3 separate regions of the Homo sapiens genome follow, and all the other regions are linked to region 2. Evidence: chromatin loops called from intact Hi-C (ENCODE). Cell type or tissue: natural killer cell. All regions are shown on one strand. Region 1 has its middle 56 kb from the start of YPEL5. Region 2 has its middle 100 kb from the start of CAPN13. Region 3 has its middle 19 kb from the start of YPEL5.

Region 1 (8,000 bases), 620 kb before region 2:
CTCTGCTTGAGATTTTTCCCTGACCCTAGGAGCCTGCTCATCTCCCCAGTGAACATCAGAAACACCCGAAGGGAATGCCCCAGAAGTGCCCTCCAGCCAGGGACAGATGGGGGGGCCAGGGGAAAAATACCCCAACTTCCTCACCCCTTGATAGAAATAACTCTGTGGTGTGTCTACACTGTCTCCCAGAATCCCCCAGCAGGACAACTGCAATTCCCCTGTCTTCATAAATAAGCTCTATCTGGGCAGTGGGCAAGAAGAACCTATTGGGCTCCCACAGGAGCACTGGTCCCTGACCAACATTTTTAAACTAGCAAGTACCACCCAGATTTAAGAGATAGTCTGTGTTTCTTTTCTGACTCCTGCTCCCTCCTTTCCCCACGCTATTCTAAGCTCCAGTTGCCCACAGTAGCAGCTTGCTTGATAATTAATTCTGTATTATCTTCCTTCCCATTCCTGTTTCACCTCCTCACTCCTCTATGGGTACTTCCCGATCACCTCCCAAATAAAATACTTGCATTCAAATTCTTCTCTCAGAGTTTGCTGCAGGGGAGACACAAACTAAGTCAACAGGTATATCACAGAGGCATATGTGCATCGATATTCAAACCAGAAGGGCTTTCACAGACCATTTAGTCCACTTTCAGCATTTAGAGATAAGGAACTGAGGTCCAGGGAATGCCGAGTTAGTGGCAGAGTCAATGGCAACAATGAAAACTGACAGCATGGTAAGAAGCTGATGAAAATGTATAAGGAATGGCAGCAGAAGCGAAAGGCACAGGAGCCTGCTAAGGTTAAGGAGTTGGCTAAGGTCGACTATGTTTATGTTTGAGTTACATGTAAATATACAGGTAATTTTGTAATTATAATTTCAGTAAATGAATTAGTTATTTTCCTCTTGATGATTTCAATCAATCCATTACTGTACCAAACTACCAGCTTCAGAAAATCATCGCTCATACATAAAGAGAGGAACAACAAAGAGCAGCTGGTTTATTTGCAGGACCGTGGGGCATTGCAGAAAGGCTGTTCGAATGTGATGGAAGGGAATTCAGCAAAGGATCAGAAGGGACTCACTCGCATCCACTTCTCCCAGCCACGGTCCACTGCTCATCCCCCAGGCTGTGAGAGGACGTGGATCCATGGTGTTAACACACACTGCAGGAGGAGCCCCTTGCAACTGTCTCTGAACTAAGAATATTTCCACTATGAAACTCACAACAGATCCAAATGCTGTTAGAGTCTGCATGAAGTGCCAGAAGGAGTGAAACCACCTTTGCAAAAATCATGACAGTGACAAAAAATCTGACATAGGAAAATTATGATGGTGAAAGAAATCTGACCTAACTGACTCCATCTTGCTTCCAACCTCCAAGCTGTCCTTGTCCATTCCTGGGTGTAGGCTGAACTAACTTTGGGAGGGATTTAGTTTATAGTTTAACTTTCAAACAAAGATGTTAACGGCCCCTCCCCAAAACAAAATTCCTCCTTGCTTGGGGACCAGACTGCCTTTGTAAAACTAACAAATTAGCCACAAGATTAGAAATTATGGCTCAGGAGTCATTCAGCCAGAGGTCACAAGATTCCTAACCTCCCCAGTTGTTCCTATGGATAACACTACTATTGTAAAACCTAAGATTCATGTTTGGGGTATTTTTTAGACCCTACATTCTGATGGACCAGCTGGTATCACCTAGGCCAGTAAACTGGCTCATCTGGTCTTGTGCCCCCCACCCAGGAACTGACTCAGCTCCCTTTTATTTCATCTCCAACCCAACCAATCAGTATTCACCATTCCCTAGTCCCCTGCCTGCCAAACTGTCTTTAAAATAACCCTAGCCTCGGCCGGTCATGGTGGCTGACACCTGTAATCCCAGCACTTTGGGAGGCCGAGGCGGGCGGATCACCTGACGTTGGGAGTTCGAGATCAGCCTGGCCAACATGGAGAAGCCCCATCTCTACTAAAAATACAAAAAATTAGCCAGGCATGGTGATGCATGCCTGTAATTCCAGATACTTGGGAGGCTGAGGCAGGAGAATCGCTTGAACCCAGGAGGCAGAGGTTGCAGTGAGCCAAGATCGTGCCATTGCACTCCAGCCTGGGCAACAAGAGCGAAACTCCGTCTCAAAACAAACAAACAAACAAACAAAAAAACCCTAGCCTCTGAATTTTCAGGGAGGCTGATTTGAATAATAAAACTCCATTCTCCCATTTAGCCAGCTCTTCATGCATTAAACTCTTTCTCTACTGCAATGCCCCTGTCTTCATAAATCAGCTCTGTCTAGGCAGTGGGCAAGAAGAACCCACTGGGCAGTAACAGGAGCCCTGGTTCCCTGACCAATAAATCTACATTGAGTTCCCAGCTGGCCATACACTAGCAGGCAAGTCACCTAACCTCACTGAGCCATTGTTTTTCCATCTGGAAAATGCAATAATACTTGATCTGCCCACTTCACATAGTTGTAATGACAGCTACAAGTTCTAGGAGAACAGAATGTGTCCATCTCCTTCCTTATTTGAATCCCTGTGCCTTGCAGAGTCAGGCTCATAGTAAACTCAGAGCACGTGGATGGTTACCTGATAGTTCAAATGATGCATGCAAAAGAACATTCTTAAACTAGCAAGTAACACCCAGATATAAGAGATAGTCTGTGTTTCTCTTCTGACTCCTGCTCCTTCCACTCCCCCAACTATTCTTGCTCCACCAATGCCCCTGTAACCAACCCATCCTCCAACCTAAGAGTTTTCCCCAGGTCTCCCCAGCCAGTGTGATGTCCCCAAATATACAGTCAACTGACCATAGTCAAGGACAACTGTGGTTCCAAAATCCCCCAGCACAGTTAAAGTCTCCTAACCACCTAGATCACAGTACTCCCAACATTTTTAGGTTACCAGTATCTCCCAGGCCACCCCTCACACAGAAGCATTCCTCTACAGATCCCCAGGAATATCCCCAAAAAGCCTTCCCTAGTCAGACAAGCTTCCCTCAGGCTCTCACCCTTTCCAGCTTCTCCATTCAGCTCAGCCTAGCTTCTCAGGCCCCAGTCTTCCCACTTCACCCCAGTACTCACATCTCTGAAGACAGCCCCTACTTCACCCTCCCAGTGGACAGTGGAGAAAAAAGTGGAACCTGATAGGCAGGAGCCACACTATTCGCCCTTCACCTTCACCCTTAGCAGCCTCTAAAACGGATGCCCTGGGATAACCTAGAAGGAAACCAGGACGAATTCAACAGAACACTGCACTATTTTGCTAACACTAATCAGATGAATGTGACACAGGGAAAAAAATAAAACCAAAAGTAAAAGGCGGAACTGAGTTCGTAACCTGGTTTGCCACATTCACTGCTGACCAGCTGCATGATATGCTGCTCAACATCCCCAAGCATCCATTTTACCACCTATAAAGTGAAGATAACAGTACCTTTTGCACAGTGTCAGGAAGGCCAAAGGAAATCATGTAAGTACATAGCACAGCACCTGGTACTTTATACACCTCAGTAAATATCAGTTTCCCTCCTCCCCTGACTCAATGCGTCCACTTGCAGCCACACCTCCCAGACCCAGATGGAAGCCCTCACACGTGGGTCCTCCTTCCTTCATCACTGGAGGAAGGAAATTAACATTTCCAGGGCATCTTCTCCATACTGGCCCTTCTCAGAATTACCCTGGAGGCTCAGAGATGTTAGGTGACTTTCTCAAGTTCACACAGCTCCTACCAAGCTCAGCTGAGGTTCAATCCTAATTCTCTAGAACTCCAAAGTCTACTTTCCATGCTTCTCACAGCACTCTCCTTCCAAAGGATGCACATCAGTCAGCATCACAAACTGGTTAAAATGATTATACAACATCAAGAAAAGAAATTCATCATCCAGGAAGGGCCATTTACTCAGGGGACCTCTTTACCGTATTTTCAAACATCCCTCTGTCCTTGAGTCTCCTTGTCTTATCTGCATTTCCCACTCACTCCACAAGGTGGCAATATTCAACAGAGTTACCTGTAAAACACCCTCTCCCTCCACCTCATTTAAGAATCTGCAAGGAGACCAGGCGCGGTGGCTCACGCCAGTAATCCCAGCACTTTGGGAGGCTGAGGCGGGCAGATCGCATGAGGCTGAGAGTTCGAGACCACCCTGACCAACATGACGAAACCCCATCTCTACTAAAAATACAAAAATTAGCCAGGCTTGGTGGCACACACCTGTAACCCCAGCTACTCGGGAGGCTGAGATAGGAGAATCGCTTTAATCCGGGAAGGCGGAGGTTGCAGTGAGCCAAGATCACACCACTGCATCCCAGCCTGGGTGACAGAGTGAGACCCTGTCTCAAAAAAAAAAAAAAAAAAAAAAAAAAAAAAAAAAAAAAAAAAGAAAAAAAAATCTGCAAGGAAAGACGCACCCTGAAATACACTGGGAAGAACACACATAAGTATCCCAACAGAAATGCTTCCTTTTAAATTCCCATCACTCCCTGAGGACAAAAAGATGCCATCTCTGAGGCTTATCTGACACTTTGTTCCTACAGGTAAAGCCAGAAAAACAAGAAAAAAGGGGGAAAAAGTATGAAAATTGGATAAGAAGAAAAGGAACATCAAAGGGAAGGGGCAAATAATAAGGGACAGGGCCAGAGTCAATGGCAAAGGGAAGCAAGAAGGAAAGAAAAGGATGTTCTGTTTGCAGAGCCTGCATTTCTTCCATCAGTGGATCCTAATTCCCAGGTTAGGGCATGTAAACTCCGACCTTTTTCTCTCTTGCCAAAATTCCTGTCTAAGTACCCTGGGGCTACAAACCATAAAATCTCATCAGATGGGTTTTATTTAACCCTATTTACAACATGGCTTACTTTCAAACCTGATTCTGGCATAACATAACACAACAGATAAAGAAAGAAATCAAAATATTTTACCCCAAAATATGTTTCTTTGCCATATTTTGAAATGGCTCTGCAAAGCCATCTTTTTGTGGGGGGGAAATTTGCATCTGTAAAGAATTTCTGTTAATATAACTAGATCGCTCCGTTTCCAGGCCCTCCCAATTCTAAAGAAATTAACTGAAAGTCTAGAACCTTTTAAAGGTAAGAAACATTTGCCATCGGCCAGGCGCAGTGGCTCATGCCTGTAATCCCAGCACTTTGGGAGGCCGAGGTGGGAGGATCACGAGGTCAGGAGATCAAGACCATCCTGGCTAACACGGTGAAACCCCATCTCTACTAAAAATACAAAAATAAAAATTAGCTGGGCGTGGTAGTGGGCGCCTGTAGTCCCAGCTACTCGGGAGGCTGAGGCAGGAGAATGGCGTGAACCTGGGAAGTGGAGCTTGCAGTGAGCTGAGATTGTGCCACTGCACTCCACCCTGGATGACAGAGTGAGACTCTGTCTCCAAAAAAAAAAAAAAAAAAAAATTTGCCATCTGCTGTCTCTAAGGGTGACCATGTAGGAGACTTCACCTACATAATAAGAACCTTGGTCTCCTCAACCCCTTATCTTAATCCAGACACTCCTTTCTATTGATCCCAGGTTTTTAGATAATAACTTAATTCTTTCAGTCAATTGCCAATCAGAAAATCTTTGAATCTACCTATGACCTCTAAGTCCTCCCCAACATCCTCCACCAATCCCCACCCACTTGGAGTTGTCCTGCCTTTCTGGAATGAACCAATGTATACCTCACATGTACTGACTAATGTCTAATGTCTTCCTAAACTGTATAAAACAAAGCTGTGACCCAGCCACCTTGAGCACATGCTCTTAGGACCCGTTGAGACTGTGCTGTGGGCCATGGTCACTCATATTTGGCTCAGAATAGATCCCTTCAAATATGTAATAGAGTTTGGCTCTTTTCATTGACATGGGACATTAGCATCAGAGAGAAATGGTCACTTGGCCAGTATCCCACAGAAGTCGGGGCAGAGTCTACCTTTTAGCCTCTAAGCACCATTGGGGCACTGAATTCATAATTAAAATTTTTAAATACAAAAAGAAAAAGAGCTTAATGAAAACATAATACTATAACAAAAGAGCTAATATTTGTTTCATCAGAGTTCCAGAAGGGGAGGAGAAAGAGAACTGGACTGAAAAAGTACTCAAAGAAATAATGATTGAAAATTTCCCAAATTTGACAAAAGATATAACTCACAGATTCAAGTTTTGTAAACCCCAAATAATAATCAAAAGAAATCCACAACAAGGCACGTCATATTTGAACTTGTGAAAAGTAAAGACAAAGAAAAAACATCTTGAACAGCAGCAAGAGAGAAGTGACAGGTATCGGGGAAAAAAATGCAAGTGACAACAGATTTCACAAAAGAAACCAAGAGGCCAGAAGGAAAACTGTTACGGCATTTTTCATGTGTCGAAAGAAAACAACTGTCAACTCAGAATTCCATATCTAGAGAAAATACCCTTTAGGAATGAAGGAGAAATCAAGACACTCTCAGATAAAAGAAAACTAAGGGAATTTCTTGCTAGCAGGCCAGGTCTTTTTTTGGGAGGGGGGTGGGGAGGTGGGGAGACAGGGTCTTACTCTGTCACCCAGACTGGAGTTCACTGACTGGCATGATCACAGCTCCTGCAGCCTTGACTTCCAGGGTTCAAGTGATATTCCCACCTCAGCCTCTCAAGTAACTGGGACCACAGGTGCACACTGCCATGCCTGGCTCATTTTTATTTTTTGTAGAGATGGGGTCTCACTATCTTGCCCAGGCTGGTCTTGAACTCCTAGGCTCAAGCAATCCTCCCACCTCAGCCTCCGAAAGTGCTGGAATTACAGACATGAGCCATGGTGCCCAGCCTAAAGGAAGTTCTTTTAAAAAAATTTTAAAGGCAGTGTTTTTGTTTTAAAAGGAATTTAAAACATCACAATGGCAAAAAGAACAACAGAAAGAGCAAACACAGTGGTAAATTCAATAGACTTTCCTTCTCCTCTTGAGTTGTCTAAGTTATATTTAATGGTTGAAGCAAAAATTGTCTGATGTTTTTCTAAGCATATCTAGAAGAAAGAGTTAAGACAACATTATAAGTGGGAGAGAGAGGGTAAAGGAACGTAAGGAGAGTTAAGGGTTCTATACTTCACTTGAACTGGTAAAATGTTGACAACAATAGATAATGATAAATTATGTATATATAACATAATACCTGGACCAACCACTATAAAAGCAGATAAAACAAAATGGAATTCTAAAAAATGTTCAAGAAAATCACAGGAAGGGAGAAAAAAGGAAACCAATAAATTAAAGACAGGAAGCAAAGAGAAAAAATAAAACAAAATGGCAAATTTAAGCTGTATTGTATCAACAATCACACTCAGTGTAAATGGTCTAAATACACCAATTAAAAGACAGAAATTGGGGACATGTTGATCAAAGAGTACAAAGTTGTAGTTAGACAGGAGGAACAAATAAAATGTATTTATGGTGATTGATATATTAATTAGCTTGAGTCACTCATTTCACACTCTATACATTTATTATAACATCGCTTTGTACCTGGTACATATAATATCAAAAAAAAAATAGAGCTTGGCAGAGGGATTAAACCCATTACTCAACAGTATGCTGTTGGCCAGCTGTGGTAGCTCACACTTCTAATACCAACAGTTTGAAAGGCTAAGGCAGGAGGATCACTTGAGCCCAGGAGTTTGAGACCAGGCTGGGCAACATAGCAAGACCTCATCTCTAGTTTAAAAAATTAAAAAAAAAAAATTAAAAAAAAAATAAAATCAGCATTCTGTCTACCAGAAAATACTTCAAATATGACCATCTAGACAGTTTGAAAGTAAAAGGGTAGACAAGGATATATAGTCATCCCTGTGGGGGATATTACTTTCAGGACCCCCTGAGTATACCAAAATCCTTGTATGCTCAAGTTCCTTACATAAAATAGCATACTATTTACATATAATCTATGTACACCCTTCCCTGTACTTTAAATCATCTCTAGGTTATTTACAACACTTAATACACTGTAAATGCAATGTAAATAGCTGTTATACTGTATTTTAAAA
Region 2 (8,000 bases):
AGAAATCCACAGCTTTGGAGTTTAAGAGTCTTGGAGCTTACTTGTTAGGTAATCTTTAAAAATGTTATTTGTATTTTTACTTTTTGGATTCTTTGAGAGTACAGATTATTCTATGTATAGTTAAAGCAGAAGAATAACATACACCTTTGTTTTATCTCATGCAATGATTTTCTTTTTGTTGTTTGTTCTTATACATTTTTAAATTTAAGTCTTGAATAGGATGCACAATTACGTGGTTCAAAATTCAAAAGAGTATGCAATAAACGTCTCCATCCCATCCCTATTCTCTGGCCACCTGGTTCTAGGAAGCCAGTGTTACTTGTTTCTTATTATCCTCTCAGAAATATCTTGTGCAATTACAAGAAAATACCTCCGTGTCCTCTCCCCAATTATTTTTACACTAAATGGTAGCATACTTTGCATGCTGTTCTGTTTTCTTGTTTTTTAAATTCACTTAGCAATATGTTTCGAAGACCTTTCCTGATCAACACAAAGAATTTTCTAATTTTCATAACTCTATAATATTCCACAGTATGGGTACAACATTAGTTTAATCACATACTATTTATTTAACTGCCCATTGATGGATATTTAGGTTGTTTACTGCCTTTGACACTGTTAACAATCAGTACTATAAGCTTACTTCCCTTATCTGCAGAGATAATCTGTAGCATAAATTCTTGCTCATGAAATTTCTAGGCCTAAGGGTATGTGCATTTGTATTATGAATATTGCCATATTGCCCTTTCCAGGCACTACACTAATTTAGAGTCTCCCCTAAAATGCATAGGAGTGCCCGTTTCCTATACCTTTGCCAAAATAGAACATTCCCAAACTTTTGGATCTTTGCCAATCTGGTAGGGCAAAAATAGTATCTCTGTGCAGTTTTAATTTACATTTATCTTAATAAGAGTTGAGCCGGATGACTTTACATTGGCTAAAGATACAGTTTTTATTTCTCTTTCTGTTCTCCAGAGCCCAGAATGCCTCAGAGATTCCCATGGGGTTTGGGAGAGACAAGCCCAGGAGCAGGCATTATCATTCCCTCTGCCTCTCCCAGATTCAGCCAAGCAGTTCTGTTTTCACTTTTTAAATATGTATTGGAGTTCCCGCATAAAGTTTTATTGTGAGCAAAATGTTTCTGTTATATTTAAATAGAAAATTATTGATTGAAGGCAATGCATTTTTAAATCACTTTTGATAGCTGATTAGGGAGAAAGACCCCATTCCTTGCCTCCTTGCATGTCAGTTTCCTTAGAGGAACTCCAGGGAATAGAGTGCTGAGGATTTCTAGGCTGAGAGAGGAGAAAGATGTCGGTCACATTCATTATGACACATTTCTGAGGAAATTGAAGCCATGGCCTTGTGTATCTGACACACAAGCTGCCAGGACACACACTCAGGTAACCGTCTCTGGGACGTAATCTCACAGTGCAGCTGGAGAAGGATGTGCTTGTGTGTCCCTAGGAGGGGCAGCTCCTCGATGACCAGGATGAGGTCCTGAGCTTTGGCCTAAGCAAAGCATGATCCCAGAAAAGGCCTGGAACCATCTATCCTGGAGAGGGTGAGTTTTGTTTTCATTTTTTTCCCAGTGTAGCATGGCCGTAGGAAAGGAAAAAGGATTTCATGATCAGGCCAACACCTAGGAAGAGATAAGAGAGCAGCTACAGAGTTCGGAGGGGAGGAGGAGAGAGCTCAGGGGCAGGAGGCCAGGGCACCGGCATAAATCCCCGAGAGGGACCTGAACTTGAACTCTCACAGGGTGCTAGAGCCAATCTTATCTCATTCTTGGGGGCAGTGGGAACCCTGCTGATTTGTGGGTCACAAAATATATACTGTAACTGTGCTCAAAGATTAAATAAATTACCCCAGTTTACAGAGTTACCTTACCCAGCCCCTCTGCTTCTCCCCTGCCACCCGCCTGAGGCTGTGGCTTCCCCCACTGCCTGGGCACTGCTGGGACCACCCTCTCTGTTCTGGCTGGGAGGCAGATGCCACCCCTCCCCAGCTCCTGCCTCCCTGGCCCTGTGTAGCCATATCTCGAATCTCTCCTCTGTTCAGCGCACCTTCTTACAGCTCCAGGTTCTTGGACCCCTTCCCAGTCAGAATTGTTGAGGGACAGGGAGTCCCCAGAACCTGCAAAGCCCACAGTGGGCTCGGCTTGCTGAAGAACTGCCCCCCATCACATCTCTCAGCCTTTGTGAGCAACTGCGTACCCTGGGGTGACCCCTTTAGAGGCGGGTGAGATCGGAGTCCTTGAGGGGTGGGGGTGGCAGGTAGATACTCTAGGTAACATAGCTAACTGATTCTGATTTCTTTAACCTCATTGGATATATTACCTTGGTAACTCCTCATTGCATGCCTTCGAGGTACGACTAATGTTATCCCTGTTTAAGAGAGGAGGAAACTGAGGCCCTAACTTCAAATATGAGGATCCCTCTGAGAGTCAATCAGCATGGAGACGCCAGGGGACTGGGGCTTCTCAGCTGATGGCCAGCAAGCCCTATCCAGAGACCACTGGGCACAGACCTAAGGCCTCTCCCTGGCCAACTTTAAAGTGAGACCCCTAGGAGGGAGGAAAGCAGATCAAAGTTGAGTGGGACAAGCTGGTGGTCACAGACATGCTGCTCTGGCCTGGACCAGCTCAAGAGGCCCCAGCAGGGACACACATCTGCACATGTGCCTCCCCAGGGACCTTTGAGAATAAGGGGATTAGAGGTCACCAAGCAGCAAATGTGATTGCTAAAGGACCTCACTAAAAGAAGAGGATTAGCTGGGGATTTGGAGGAAGTTTCCACAAATCACTTTGGTTCCTGGTAGCAAAGATTACTTGGGGATCAGAAGAGGTCCCACTGGGCAAGGCAGAAAGAGACAAGTCATGGGATGCTTCCCTGAGGTTGCCAAGACCCTCCAGGGAGCCCAGGCTGAGGCTCAAGTCAGTGCTGGGGCCGTGGCTGACGAGCCACTCCCGGAGACTGGGCTCTGTGGGAAGGAGCCCTTCCTAGGAGCCCGATCCTGGGGCTAGTCCCCTCGCCCCTTGGCCTCACTTTCCTACCTGCCAGGTGAGATGCTGGAACCCACTCGGAGGCTCCAGCGCAGTGGGCAGGTGCCCCAGCCGGCAGGTAGTGGAGACTGGCTTTGATTCCTGGCTCCACTCCCACTAGTGGCTCCTCCCACCCGAGCCCACCTTTCATCCATATACGATGTGGATAACTGTTTCCTGCAGAAGGTCCTAAGGATGAAAATAAGGTGTTTAAGTGCTCCTCACTTGGCTATCATGGTGACAGCTCAGGTTAGTGTCACCCAAGGAGTGTCACCCAAGGGTCCTGCCCGCTCACAGTTTTGAAGTGACAGCCTGAGGAGGAGGGCTGTGGCTCCATGGCCCCATGCTGCCACCTGGAGGTCACAGGGAAGGGAATACAATGATAGAGATGGTGATGAAAATGAGCAACATGATGATGATGATAGTAGCCAATAGAGGCAAGTTCTTACCTAGGCACGACCTAACGCTTTATACGGTTTATCTCATCCAAGGACGAGATTCCAACTATCTTGTTAAATAAAGTGGCTCAGCTATTTATGTGGCCAGAGACATGACCTGTGTCATTCTATATAATACTTACAACGACCCTGTCAGAGAGAGATTTATTCTCTCTGCTAAATAGATACAGGGCAACAAGGTTCAGAGACGGTAAGTTACTTCCCAAGGTCACACAGCAAGTCAATGGCAGAGCTAAGATTGAAATTATATCTGTTTGAAGCCAAAACTCATACATGTCCCTCCACATCCTGTGCCTCCCCCAGAGATCTGGTTCCTCAACAGGCTCTGGGCCAGGGGACGGGTCTGGCAGGGAGAACAGGTGTGGCTGTGGAGGGAAGTTCAAGGGAACTCAAGAGCTGTGGTCCAGGAAGTATCCATGTTTGTCCCGGCTTCATGCTACCCTCCTTTTGCAAGGAGGCAGGTGATTGACCAGTATCAGCCAGATCCTGAGGGCAAGATCACAGCCTTGCAGACTTCAAAGCTATCCAGGCACTTTCCAAGCAAACATTCATGTTCACAAAGTCTATAGAAATGTAGATTCGCAGGCAGAACTCAGGAGGAAAAGTGCCATCTCCCATGATTAAGAAAACATTTCCATTTTTATCTGTATATTTCGTGTCTGCATGTTTTATATTTCTCCAATGCATTTAAAATATATTATTTTAGCCATGCACGGTGGCTCACGCCTGTAATCCCAGCACTTTGGGAGGCTGAGGCGGGCGGATCACAAGGTCAGGAGATCGAGACCATCGTGGCTAACACGGTGAAACCGCATCTCTACTAAAAATACAAAAAATTAGCTGGGCATGGTAGCGGGCGCCTGTAATCCCAGTTACTCAGGAGGCTGAGGCAGGAGAATGGCGTGAACTCGGGAGGCGGAGCTTGCAATGAGCCGAGATCATGCTAGTGCACTCCAGCCTGGGCGACAGAGTGAGACACCGTCTCAAAAAACAAAAACAAAAACAAAAACAAAAAAAATCATATCACATTGAAAGGACCCTCAGGGATTATCTGGCTCAAGGATAGCACTCAGTGACATATTCAGTGAAGGAAGAGAGAAAAGCTGGCCTGGGGAAACAGAGGCACAGAGAAGGGAGAGATGTTCTCAAAGTCACACAGCCACAGAATGGGGCCTGAAATGCAGGTCTGCAGACACCAGCCTGTTCTCTTCCTGCTCGGCTGAATGGCACCCATAATGGCTGCAGGGTCCACCCAGTGGGAGGAGAGGCCAGTGTGCCTGGTGAGATCATTGTGGAGCAGATGAGGACTTGAGAGCCGGGGCATAGCCCAGCCAGATTTGTGCTTTTGCCAAATAGCCAAGTCCTCTCCCATTTCTTCTGTTGGCTCTGAGAAGATCTGTCGGCTCTGAGAAGATCTGTCTGCTAGAGAGGGAGGGAGGGGCTGATCCTAGGCCTGGGCCTGTTATTCTTTCTTGAGTCATCTTTGCTGCCCTATCTCCTGAGTACTAGCAAGATCATCTGGTCCTCAGTTCTTTCACCTATCCCCACCCCGGAGGAGATGAGATGTGCTAGAAGTGAGCATCTGTCACTGCCCTCAGCCTCCTCCTGGGTTTCAGGAGGGTGATAGCCCCTCATTCAGCTACCATGGACCACACTGTGCACCAAAGACCGCGCTGGGTGCATTGACATTATCTTATTCAATTCTCACAGCAACCTCAAGAGGCAGTATTCCCAACTCCCTGCCTTTTAGATACACTTGATTTTTTCAAAACGGTTTTAGGTTCACAGCAAGGCTGAGCAGAAAGTACAGAGAGTTCCTGTATACCCTCTGCCCCCACATATGCACAGCCTCCCCGTGGCCAGCATCCCACACCAGAGTGGCACATGTGATAAAATCAGTGAGTCTATGTCTATACAGCATGATCACTCACAGTCCGAAGGTTTTTCTTCACTCTTGGTGACGTACAATCTGTGGGTTTGGACAAGTGGTAGTATTTTAAAATGCCCACTTGACAGAGGAGAGCAGCTAGGCCCCGAGGTTAGGGTCAGGGTTGAACAGCTGGGAGGTAGGTGGCAGGGATGGAGCCTTGATGGGTGGAGGAAAGGCTTCATGCTAACAAGCTCTCTCGGCCCCAGGACCCCATGGAAATGTCAATATTGTACCTGGTTTCCCAAATGAAAATCAAATAGGGCACATGGGTCTGCTTAATGGGTGATGAAGTTCCAGTGGCTCCAACAGAGGTAAAATTGATTCATATTTGTCAGGCTGGGAAACGGGAGAACTAGGCTCCAGGACCTCCTGGCCTCTTGCCTGGCAGCTCCTTTAGGCATATTTTTGGACAGGCCACACAGCTTCCTACTGAGGGCTCGCGAGGCAACAGGCGCAAGCTGGCCCCTGGAGATCAACCTGGGCAAGGCAGAGCTGCTGCTTTTGAGGTGCTCATAGCCTCGTGGAGTCACAGACGCATATGAGCTCGTTTTGGCCTGGAGTCAGCCCATGCTCACCGAGTTTTCTGCTTATTGCACTGGATGGACAGCATGGCATGGAAGAGTTTATAGGACTGAACAGGCTGGCACTTGAGACATTTCTGAGTTTTCCCCTTTTCTAGATGTGAGTTTACAGCTGGCCATTCCTACAGTGACTCATGAAAGCTGATGAGATATTTTGATATTGACGAGGTGACACAATTATTATTGAGATGGATCACTGTACCTTACAAAGGCACCATCCAGGTTTCCTGTCAATCTCTCTCACTCTCATCTCTAGACTCCTAGGCCCTCCTGGCAGGCAGTGCTGAAGCAGCCCTTCCCAGCCCAGGACAGCAGATGCTTAGCCCCTCTCGGGACTGGCCGGCTCTCCCTTGAGCAGGCACGCCTGGGCCAGGAGCTGTCTTCCTCTCCCAGAGCTGTGTGGGCCAATGGAAAGAGCATGGCTTTGGAGTACAACCAACCCGCACTCTGCTCCTTGTGTCTTCATGGCCTGGGGCAAGACCCTCCATTTCCTCATCTGAGCATTCTGGTATTAATCCTTGTAAGGGAGTTTAAGGGCTGGAGACAATGGAGCCTAATTCCTGTACATGACAGGTGCTCAAAAGCTGGTGGCTCCCATTCTGAGCTAAGTGAAGTTACCTGTGGCATGCTCTCACTCTGAAATACCTCCTGTCCAAAAATATGTCTACAGGGGCTGCCAGGCAAGAGGCCAAGGGGTCCTGGAGCCTAGTTCTCTCATCTCCCGGCCTGACAAATATGAATCAATTTCACCTCTGTTAGAGCCATTGCAACTTTATCACCCATAAAGCAGATCCGTGTGCCGTATTTGATTTTCATTTGGAAAATCAGGTACAATATTGACCTTCCCATGGGGCGCTGGGGCCAAGAGAGCTTGTTAGCATGACGCCCCTCCTCCACCCATCAAAGCCTCGGCAGCTCCTCACTTTCCACTCCTAGCCCAGTGGAGATTGGTGCTCTTCTCTTGCAGTATACTAGAGTCCTCTGGGGAGTTTATTAAATGCAGATTCTAAGTCCCCCTAAATTTACTAAATTGGACTCTGCAGAGGTAGGCCCAGGAAAGCATTTTCACCAACTTTCCCAGTGATTCTGGCTTGAGAATCATGCCCTTAGGACACCTACGGGGCACCTGCCTCACCGCCTCTCCAAGGCAAAGTCCAGGAACCAATGCTGGGAAGGCTTATGTGATTTAATAGAGAAGAAGAGGCTGGGAGAGGGAGAACAAAATTGTACTGTCCTTAACCCTTTACAGTGACAGGTACTGCTAGCTTGATGTAGAAACACATACTCTTTACTTTTTTTTTTTTTTCTGAGACAGAGTCTCACTCTGTTGCCCAGGCTGGAGTGCAGTGGTGTGATCTCTGTTCACTGCAGCCTCCGCCTCCTGGATTCAAGTGATTCTCATGCCTCAGCCTCCCGAGTAGCTGGGATTACAGGTGCCCGCCACCAGGCCCAGCTAACTTTTGTATTTTTAGTAGAGACAGGGTTTCATCATGTTGGCCAGGCTGGTCTTGAAGTCCTGACCTCAGGTGATCTGCCTGCCTTGGCCTCCCCAAGTGCTGGGATTTCAGGCAGGAGTCACGTTGCCCAGCCAGAAAAACATACTCTAGAGTCACACACCCATCAGTGAAACATCAGCTCAGCCCTGTTGCATATTTTAAAGTATACTAGCTGCATATTTTTCTCAGATTACTTCTCCTAGCTTTTAGTGTTTTCTCAACATTAAAATGGGAATTATAATATCTATTTCAAATAATTATCAATGAGATTATGAGATTCGTGCTGGAAATGCATAACATGGGGCTTGGCACAGAGTAGGTGTGCCTGTTGTCAATTTATTGCCTGTCAACTGCAAATCCACTCTTCTTTGCCCTACTTTGTAATACTGGAGCTGGACCCTGTTACTAATTCTCTTTCGTCAGCTGTTGCAATGTTACACTGTGTCAGTAGAGGGTGCTAGAGGGAAACTGCAAGGTATAGCAGAGGACCAG
Region 3 (8,000 bases), 540 kb before region 2:
TGGAATTTTCAAATGATTATCTTTTTGTATGCTAATATTGACTGATAGCCAGGGTAGAGCTGGTCACGGGAAAGATACAGGCATGATTAAAGGTGAGGTGCTTTCAGCCTCACAGAGCAACCTCCCGGGAGGGGAAAGGGGCTGCAGGTCAAGTTGATTACCGATTGCTATCAGACAGGTGGGATTTGCTAGAAGGGCCCTGGCTTAGAAAGGTGGACAAGAAAAATGATGGAAATGTGATGGGTCAGAAACCTTTGATTCCTGGGTGGCCACATGGCCACCCATGGTATAGAGCTGCAGCTGCACTCAGTTACTACCAGTAAAATTTAGAGATAGATCCAACTCGTAGAGAGGTGATTGACTGGATGCATAAGGAAATGCAAGCTAATAAGAAAAGTGAACTCTACAATCCCTTGGTTATTATCTATAATAGCTAAAATGAAACAGAGTGCTGGGTCCAACTTTGATGCTGCACCAAGCTTAGGTTTCAGGCTGAGCTTCAGCCACTAGCCTCAGAGCTACCCACAAGGGCAAAGTTAAGCAGCAACAACAAAATACCTCTCAGATCTGTGGTTACCAAGAAGGTAGTCAATGTCGGGGAAAGGCAAAACCAAGTAACTTGAAACCAGAAGGTATAATGTACAAGGATTTGTTACATTTCATAGATCCATATCATTAGTTTCCTGAGGAACCTTTACTAAAATGGACTATGAGAGTAATTTAGGGGCAGTATCTTTTGTTTTAAATGCTGCAGAATGGAAGAAATGTTTGGGTTGATGGAGGACCCACAGCTCACTATTGAAAGATTGCAGATGGCTAAACATGATCCAGACACATAGGAGGTTATTCTTGAGGAACAGCTAGTCTGGGGGACTGGATTTAAAAAGCCACTGTAAGATCTGTTTACCCTGAGAATGGGGACTGTCCAACTTCCCCTATAAATGCCAAGCAGAACACCCAAGATAAAGCAGCTAATATACTTCATGTGCAAGCCATGTGGGACTGGCTTTATGATGACCCCGATAGTCACCCACCATGTATGCCCATTACCCGTGTCATGGCCAGTGCTATAGTTAAGAGAGCCCCATTTTCATGGGCACCTCATACAACCTTGCTGCTACAAAACATCTGCTAATACATGAGAATCATTATTCAAAGGGTTATTGAAAATACAGTTGTGGTATGTTACCACCTGATAAAAGCCTATGTCACAAGAGGCTGATAGGCTAAGAAGTATGGGTAAGAAAAAAAAAAACAGATTAATATGGCTTTCCATCTGCTTTAAAAAGTGTCTTAAAATGGATTAATACACCAATTAGATAAACTGGCTTTAAGGAGCAGAAGAGTCCCTGGGAAAGAGGCATCTAGTTTCTGGGAAGACTGCTACATGTAAAATATAAAGACATATCTTCGGCCGGGCACAGTGGCTCACGCCTATGATCCCAGCACTTTGGGAGGCCGAGGCGGGCAGATGACAAGGTGAGGAGTTCAAGACCAGCCTGGCCAACATGGTGAAACTCTATCTCTACTAAAAATACAAAAAATTAGCTGTGCGTGGTGGCGAGCACCTGTAATCCCAGCTACTCGGGAGGCTGAGATAGGAGAATCACTTGAACCCAGGAGGCAGAGGTTGCAGTGAGCCGAAATTATACCACTGCACTCCAGCCTGGGCGACAGTGCAAGACTCCATCTCAAAAAACAAACAAACAAACAAAAAAAACATCAATGCTGACTAACTTTAGCTGTGTGACTTTGGGAAGTCAGTTAACCTCTGAATCTTAGTTCTCTCAAGTGTGAATTGTAAAAACAAGCCTTGTCTTAAATCTTGTCAGAACATAGTGAAATATAGAACATAAAAACCTGTTGATAAGCAGTATGCATATATCTGGAGTAATTACTTTTTTCAGTAATCCTGAACAACTCTTCACAATTTAACCTAATTTGTTCTAAATTATAGAATGACCAGAATGCTTTCAAAGTTCTTTAAATCCTTTCTGGATTTAACATGTACTGATAAACCTTTCAGCAAATGAGGATTTGAAATCTGCAGTTTACTAAATGTTACTATCTTGACTTTTCATTATAAGGAATTTTTCATAATCTTCTATAATATAATTTTACATGGCTTTCAAAAATCTTCAAAGCTGCTATTTTTCTCCTACCATGGAGCAGAAGAGAAAAAAGGTAAAAAGCTCATTGAATATAATATCAATGGTAATTAAAAAGCCACCATTTCCCCCCGCAGACAAGCTAACTTTGAGAACCTGCCAGAGCTTTCACTAACAGCAACTGACTCATTTTCTCCTGTGTTGGTCTCAGCTTATTGCATACTACTGCTAGAATGAAGTTCGTCCAGTTTTTAAAGAATCCTAAGGTGGTGAGATAAATGGTTTATATACTTCTTCTGATGTGCCCTACAGATGAACAAGTTATCTCTTCCTCCTGGATTTAAAGCAAAATACAAAGACAAAGTCCATATAGTAATTTTAAAAACCTGTATCCAAAGCTAATTTGAAAGCCCAGCTTTGCAGGTGATATTTGTGTCCTTGAGGATAGACCAGAGGTTTTCAGGGACTGGTGCAGTTTGAGAAATCCCCTGGTATGCCCCCGACCCAGGAGAGGAGGTTGGCTTCCGCCACTCCTTGGAATTCACTTAGAATTTCCCTCTTTTCCAGCAGTTAAACTGCCATGGAAGGAGCTGGCCACCACCTTCTCAACTATCCCACTCTACCTGGAGCCCTCCCAGGAAATACTGGGCAAAGTGGAGACATTACTGTGAACTCCAGAAAATTCCACGAGTGTAATCTCTTCCCACGTAACCCATCTCCCTTCCCCCAGGATCCCAGCCCAATGCAAGGTGTTCAGAGGCGTTTCTGAAGCTTGTCAATATGCCAAAAGGAATAAAATATTTCAGTCCCTTTCAAGTGAGTCAGGTTCTGTGTTAGAGAAGGCTCCTTAGGGCAGCAACAGGAAGCGAGTTTCAAAGTTTGAGGGGACGGTATTTTTAAGAAATGGGCTAATGAGTAAAACATTCAAATGATCCTGCTAAAGTTTACACTGAAAAAATGTTTTTAATTAAAAAAAAAAAAAAATCAGCTGGAAGCTTTGCTACCAGAAAAGTACCAGTAGGTGGCATGAGTGTGCAAGAAATTCCACTCAACCACCAGTCAAACCTATCTTTTGGAAAAGAGAAACGTTGGGGCAGTCAGTTCTTGTTGCTGTTCGTCCTCTAGGGTGCAGTACCAGGAGCTGATGCAAGGGACCGTCTTACTGCAATGGCACGACATCATTGGGCAGAATCGAATTATGGAGAAAATGCTTTGCAGACTATCAAGTGCGATGCAATAGTACTGTTTCCTCTTTGTGATACATGATTTTTTTTCTGCAATGTTTGTTTTAGTATCTAAAGCTTTAGCTTATACAACTTCAAAAATGTTTTTTGTCGAAAACTATGTTTTAATATTGGCTTTTAATTTGGTAATGGTAACCTGAGGCCTCAGAAAATTAAATGTCACAGTGTGACTTTGAAGTTAACCTCTGGAAGCTCCATTTCCTCGACTTTAAAATATGAAAAATAATTTCTAGAGAACATGTGTGAGGACTTTATAAGCTGTATGGAATTCTAAAAATGATATATATTACAATAACTTGAATGAGGTTCAGTGTTACTTAACCGGTAGTGTAGGCTCCAGTTGCTGCAAAGAATTTTCCCGTTCATTTCTCCATTCAGCAGTGCTTGAGTGCCTGTTATGTGTGTCAGGCAGTATAGTAATAGAACAACACCTGGCACCTGTTTCCCAGCGGCCAGATGAAGGATATTTGCAAAGCCAGTAAAATTACTGAATGCATTCCTGCTGCAGGAAATGAAAGGTATTCAGCGTAGGGGTGCATGAACTCATGAAGCAGAATAAAAGGTCTTTCCTCTTCCAGCAATTGCTTAATGTCTGCATTAGAAACAAGGAAGCCTTTCAGATTAAGTGAAAATAAATCTATTTCCATGTGTAAGAGATTCTGAAATTGGCTTAACTATACACCCTAAAACAAGCTTTATCTGTCTCCCTTGCAGAAACAAATATAAATCAGCAATTTTGGGGCATACGCCAATAGGAACACTGACACCTCTGGCAGCCAGGCCAAGCAGAGGGCTTCTGTAACAGTGAGAGGCAAGGAGTCAAGGCTCAGAGCTGCCTTTGCACAAGAAACATCCCAGGTAAAGCATGACGATGGATTGCAGGGAGGAAGGGAGGTGAAATTCAAAGAATAGTAAATCCGTAGGACCTCAGGTTTAGCCATTGGTTGTGATCAGTGTCAGTGATCTCCAACTTAAATGCCTCCAGGTGCCAGGTCACTCAAGAAGTGGGCCTATGGTAGACAGCTGAAATCAGGGCTAACGGGGTGAGCAGGGAAGAGCATGTACCCCTTAAAGATGGTCACTTTCAATTTAAGAGAAAATTCTAGCCAAATACAGTTTATTCTTTGGGCCTTAGGGGCTTCAGTTTATATTCTTTAATTTAGTCTAACCTCCCATTTTAAACATTTGGAACCTAAGGCCAGGAGAAGTGAAGTGACTAAGCCAAGTTCTCATTGTGAGGAGCAGAGACATGACTACCCAGGGTGAGACATTTCACCTTAACAAAGCACAGCAGAGTATGCTAAACGTCTTACAAATGTAGTAATATTTTCAAAACCTGGTGAGGCAAACTGGCAAAGAGTGGGGACCCTGTAACCGGAGTGCCTGTGCGTGAATCCCAGCTTTCACACATGATCACTACGCCCTGAGGCAAGTTTCTTCACCTTTCTGTACCTCTGTTCCCTCATCTCTAAAACAGGGTTAATAATAGTACTACCTTCATAGGGTTGTTGTGAGGCTAAAATGAGATAATAGATGTAAAGTGCTTAGACCAATGACTGGCCCATAACTATCATCACTCCCATTTATAGATGAAAATGGATGCTCAGAGGTTAAGGTCACACAGTTTTACTTAGAGGTCAAGCGTGTGTGTGCGCACAGACAGCTGATGTGGAACTCCCTTTTAGATGCCTGATTTCCAAGCCTGACCATCTAAGCCCCACATCTGCCATAACCAGACTTGGGAAGGAAAACAAAAGGAGGGACTGGTACAGATCCCAGAGCGAGGTGCCAGTTGTTTCTTTCCACTTTTCAAGAGTAGCTAGGCTTCTAGAAAAGCAAGCAAGGATGAAGTAGTTGACATATATCAGTGTTTCTCCAATTTGAGCATGCATAAGCCTCACCCACAAGGTGTGTTAGAACAGCCTGCTGGCTGCACTCCCAGAGATTCTGATTCCTCAGGGCTGGGTGGGGCCTGAGAACCTGCATTTCTAACTAGTAGATGATGCTGGTGCTGCCAGTCCAGAGAGCACACTTTCAGAACCACCGACATACCTCTTTTTCTAATCCTCAAAATAAGCTTATGAGCTTGGCATCATCTCCATTTTCTTATAGAGAAAACCGAGTTCAGAGCATATGGCTGACTCATCCAACAGCACACTATTTTAAAGGAATGGAATTGATCTTAAGTCTAGTTGGTCTGCCTTTGAAGCTCTTTGTCCTGTGCTTTTCCTACCTCACCATGCGAGATGAGGCATGAGCATTTATGCTCTCCCAGGCACAGAGCTGTGGGCCAGAAGAACAAAGATGCACAGGATCTCTGTCGTGAGGAGGAGCATGTGGGTGGAGAAAATGTGAGGACGGCTTCTCTGGAGAAGGGAAGGCCTAACCACCAGTTGCTACCATCTTCCTTCCTAGTCCACCAACTGCCTTACCTCCCCTACCTCACAGCTGCATAGTTGGACCAGTCACAGCCATGACACCTGCCTTCACTGGCTTTTCCCTCCCTGCCCTGTGAGGCCCCATCTGCCTCCATAGGTTCGTTGCCCTCAAAGCTTCAGTCACGCCAAGTCCTCGTTCATCCCGAAAGTGGCACGCTCTCTCCAGCTTGCTCTGCTGCATTCGGTCTTTCTTCTGACTCGGATGTCTACTTCCTGCTTTCCCTGGAATTCTCCTACTTGTCCTCGAAGACTCAACTCCTCCGGCCACCCATCTCTCATGCCCATCAGTGTCCCTTCCTGAGAAACTCTGGCTTACCCCTTTCATAGCACTTGTGTACATGGTTGTACAATTATTTACTGGTCTACTTCTCCTTCTATGCTAAATTTCTAGTCTCAACCAACTTTTATCTCTAAGTCTTCAAGAGCTTCAATACTTGTCTACACATTAGATTCACCTAGGTATCTTTAAAAAATTCCAAAGCCAGGCCACTTCAGGCTAATTAAGTCACAATCTTTGAAGGTGGAACACGCCATCAGCATTTTTCAAACCTCACCAGGTGATTCCAGTGTGCAGACAAGCTTGGTAAGCACTGAAACAGAGTTTTAAAATAAGTGCAGGATGAGTTTTGTGGGTGGTTGGATGAGTGGATAATTAGATGGCTGATGGATGGATGGATGGATGGATGGATGGATGGATACATGGATGATGAAGCTGAAGGGTGAAACAGAGTGCCAAGCAAGCAGAAGGAGAAGTGGTTTCAGTAAGAGCTAACAGCATAAGAAAAAGCCCAGAGTAACAAGGTACACAGGAACTGATAGAAGACAAAACTAACAAGGTAGTGAGGGGGCACACTGCAAAGGGCCTGACCTGCCATGCTCAGGAATTTGAATTTGCTGCTGTCGGTGATGGAAGCCATAGAAGGATTATACGTAGAAGAGTGAAATGGTCAAATATATTTTTTAGAAAGCCAGTTGGCAATTGTGAGACCTTACTGGAACAGGGAAAGGCAGGAGGCAGGAAAAAAATGATTTTTCTGCTCAACCCTCCTGCTAGAGACTGGCCTCTAGGAGGCTGGTCAGCTTTCAGGAGCAGCAGCCCACTGAAAGCTGATCATGAGACCACTGGAAGCCATGGGGTGGCTGTGGTGTTCCTGATCTTTAGCTGCTGGCAGAACTAGGACTCAAATCCAGGTCTTCCTGCCTCCAAGTCTCATAACTCTTTATACTTACTTCAAATTAGCAGCTCCTCCAGATGGTTTCTCTCACTCAATACCCTCATGGGAAAAGTGAGAATTGACTAATTTATACACAAGGGCAAACAGACATTGATTCATCAGTGGCCAGTGATAATCAACGTTAACCCTGCCAATGAAGCCATTTGCTTTGGGAACCAAACTGCAAAGAGAAGCACAGTGGTGAAGCCATTAATCATGCTTTCCTATTTTGTCTCCTTTTTAATTTTTTTGTAGAGATACGGGTCTCTCTATGTTGCCCAGGCTGGTCTTGAAATCCTGGACTCAAGTGATCCTCCTGCCTTGGCCTCTCAAAGCACTGAGATTACAGGCGTGAGCCACCTAACCCAGCCGATTTTGTCTTCTATTTAATCAATTAATCAGCTCTCTGATACTCTAGCAATTATCCTCTGAATTGGGTTTCCCTGTGTTATCCAGGAGGCAACTCACCTTGCTGCCACCGCATTTTCTCTGAAGCTACATTTTTCTTCTGGCCAGATACATGCTGGAGTGTCTTTTCTTCTCCCTAATTCCCCAGACTAGTGACCCAGAAAGGCAAGGGCATGGGGAAGAATATGCGAGCTGGAGTCAGAGGAGGCTTCAAGCTCTCCACTGGGTTTCCTGCTCCCCCAACCTGGTGGGCTCCCTTGCCACATATGGAGAAGGTCCCAAGCCTACACCTGGGAGGGCCAATCAGACCCCATGTGCTCGCTCTGTTTTTTTATTTTTCTTTCTTTCTTTTTGTTTTCTTTTTTAAACTTTTGCAGAGATAGGGTCTCCCTATGTTGACTAGGCTGGTCTCGAACTCCTGGGCTCAAGTGATCCTCCAGCCTTGGCCTCCTCCCAAAGTGCTGGGATTACAGGCATGAGCCACCACACCCGGCCTTCTGTTGTTGTTTTTTTGTCCTTTCTTTTCCCTTCTTTCCTCATCTGGTAATTTATTTTTCTTTCTCCCTTCTCTTTTATTTCTGTTTATTT

Evidence for each region. Hi-C counts contacts between places; a loop is a spot of excess contacts. Peaks named below come from ENCODE experiments on the same cell type or tissue, not always from the same donor. Only the 100,000 strongest peaks of a DNase experiment are listed, where the experiment ranks them.
Region 1: a loop joins it to region 2, with 15 times the contacts of the local background. A loop is called at or near these places in 23 of 110 quality-filtered maps.
Region 3: it touches region 2 in a loop (15-fold over the local background); 94 of 110 quality-filtered maps call a loop at or near these places.

The regions. Positions count from the first base shown.
Region 1 is chr2:30,087,043-30,095,042 of GRCh38, forward strand. No RefSeq gene overlaps it. Among named protein-coding and RNA genes, the nearest start is that of YPEL5, 56 kb to the right of the region's middle. In natural killer cell, CTCF peaks have their summits at 3,983 (motif pointing right) and 4,190; a DNase peak (open chromatin) is centred at 3,979.
Region 2 is chr2:30,703,800-30,711,799 of GRCh38, forward strand. No RefSeq gene overlaps it. Among named protein-coding and RNA genes, the nearest start is that of CAPN13, 100 kb to the right of the region's middle. In natural killer cell, CTCF peaks have their summits at 3,399 (motif pointing left) and 7,977; DNase peaks (open chromatin) are centred at 3,382 and 7,982.
Region 3 is chr2:30,162,018-30,170,017 of GRCh38, forward strand. No RefSeq gene overlaps it. Among named protein-coding and RNA genes, the nearest start is that of YPEL5, 19 kb to the left of the region's middle. In natural killer cell, a CTCF peak has its summit at 3,141 (motif pointing right); a DNase peak (open chromatin) is centred at 3,184.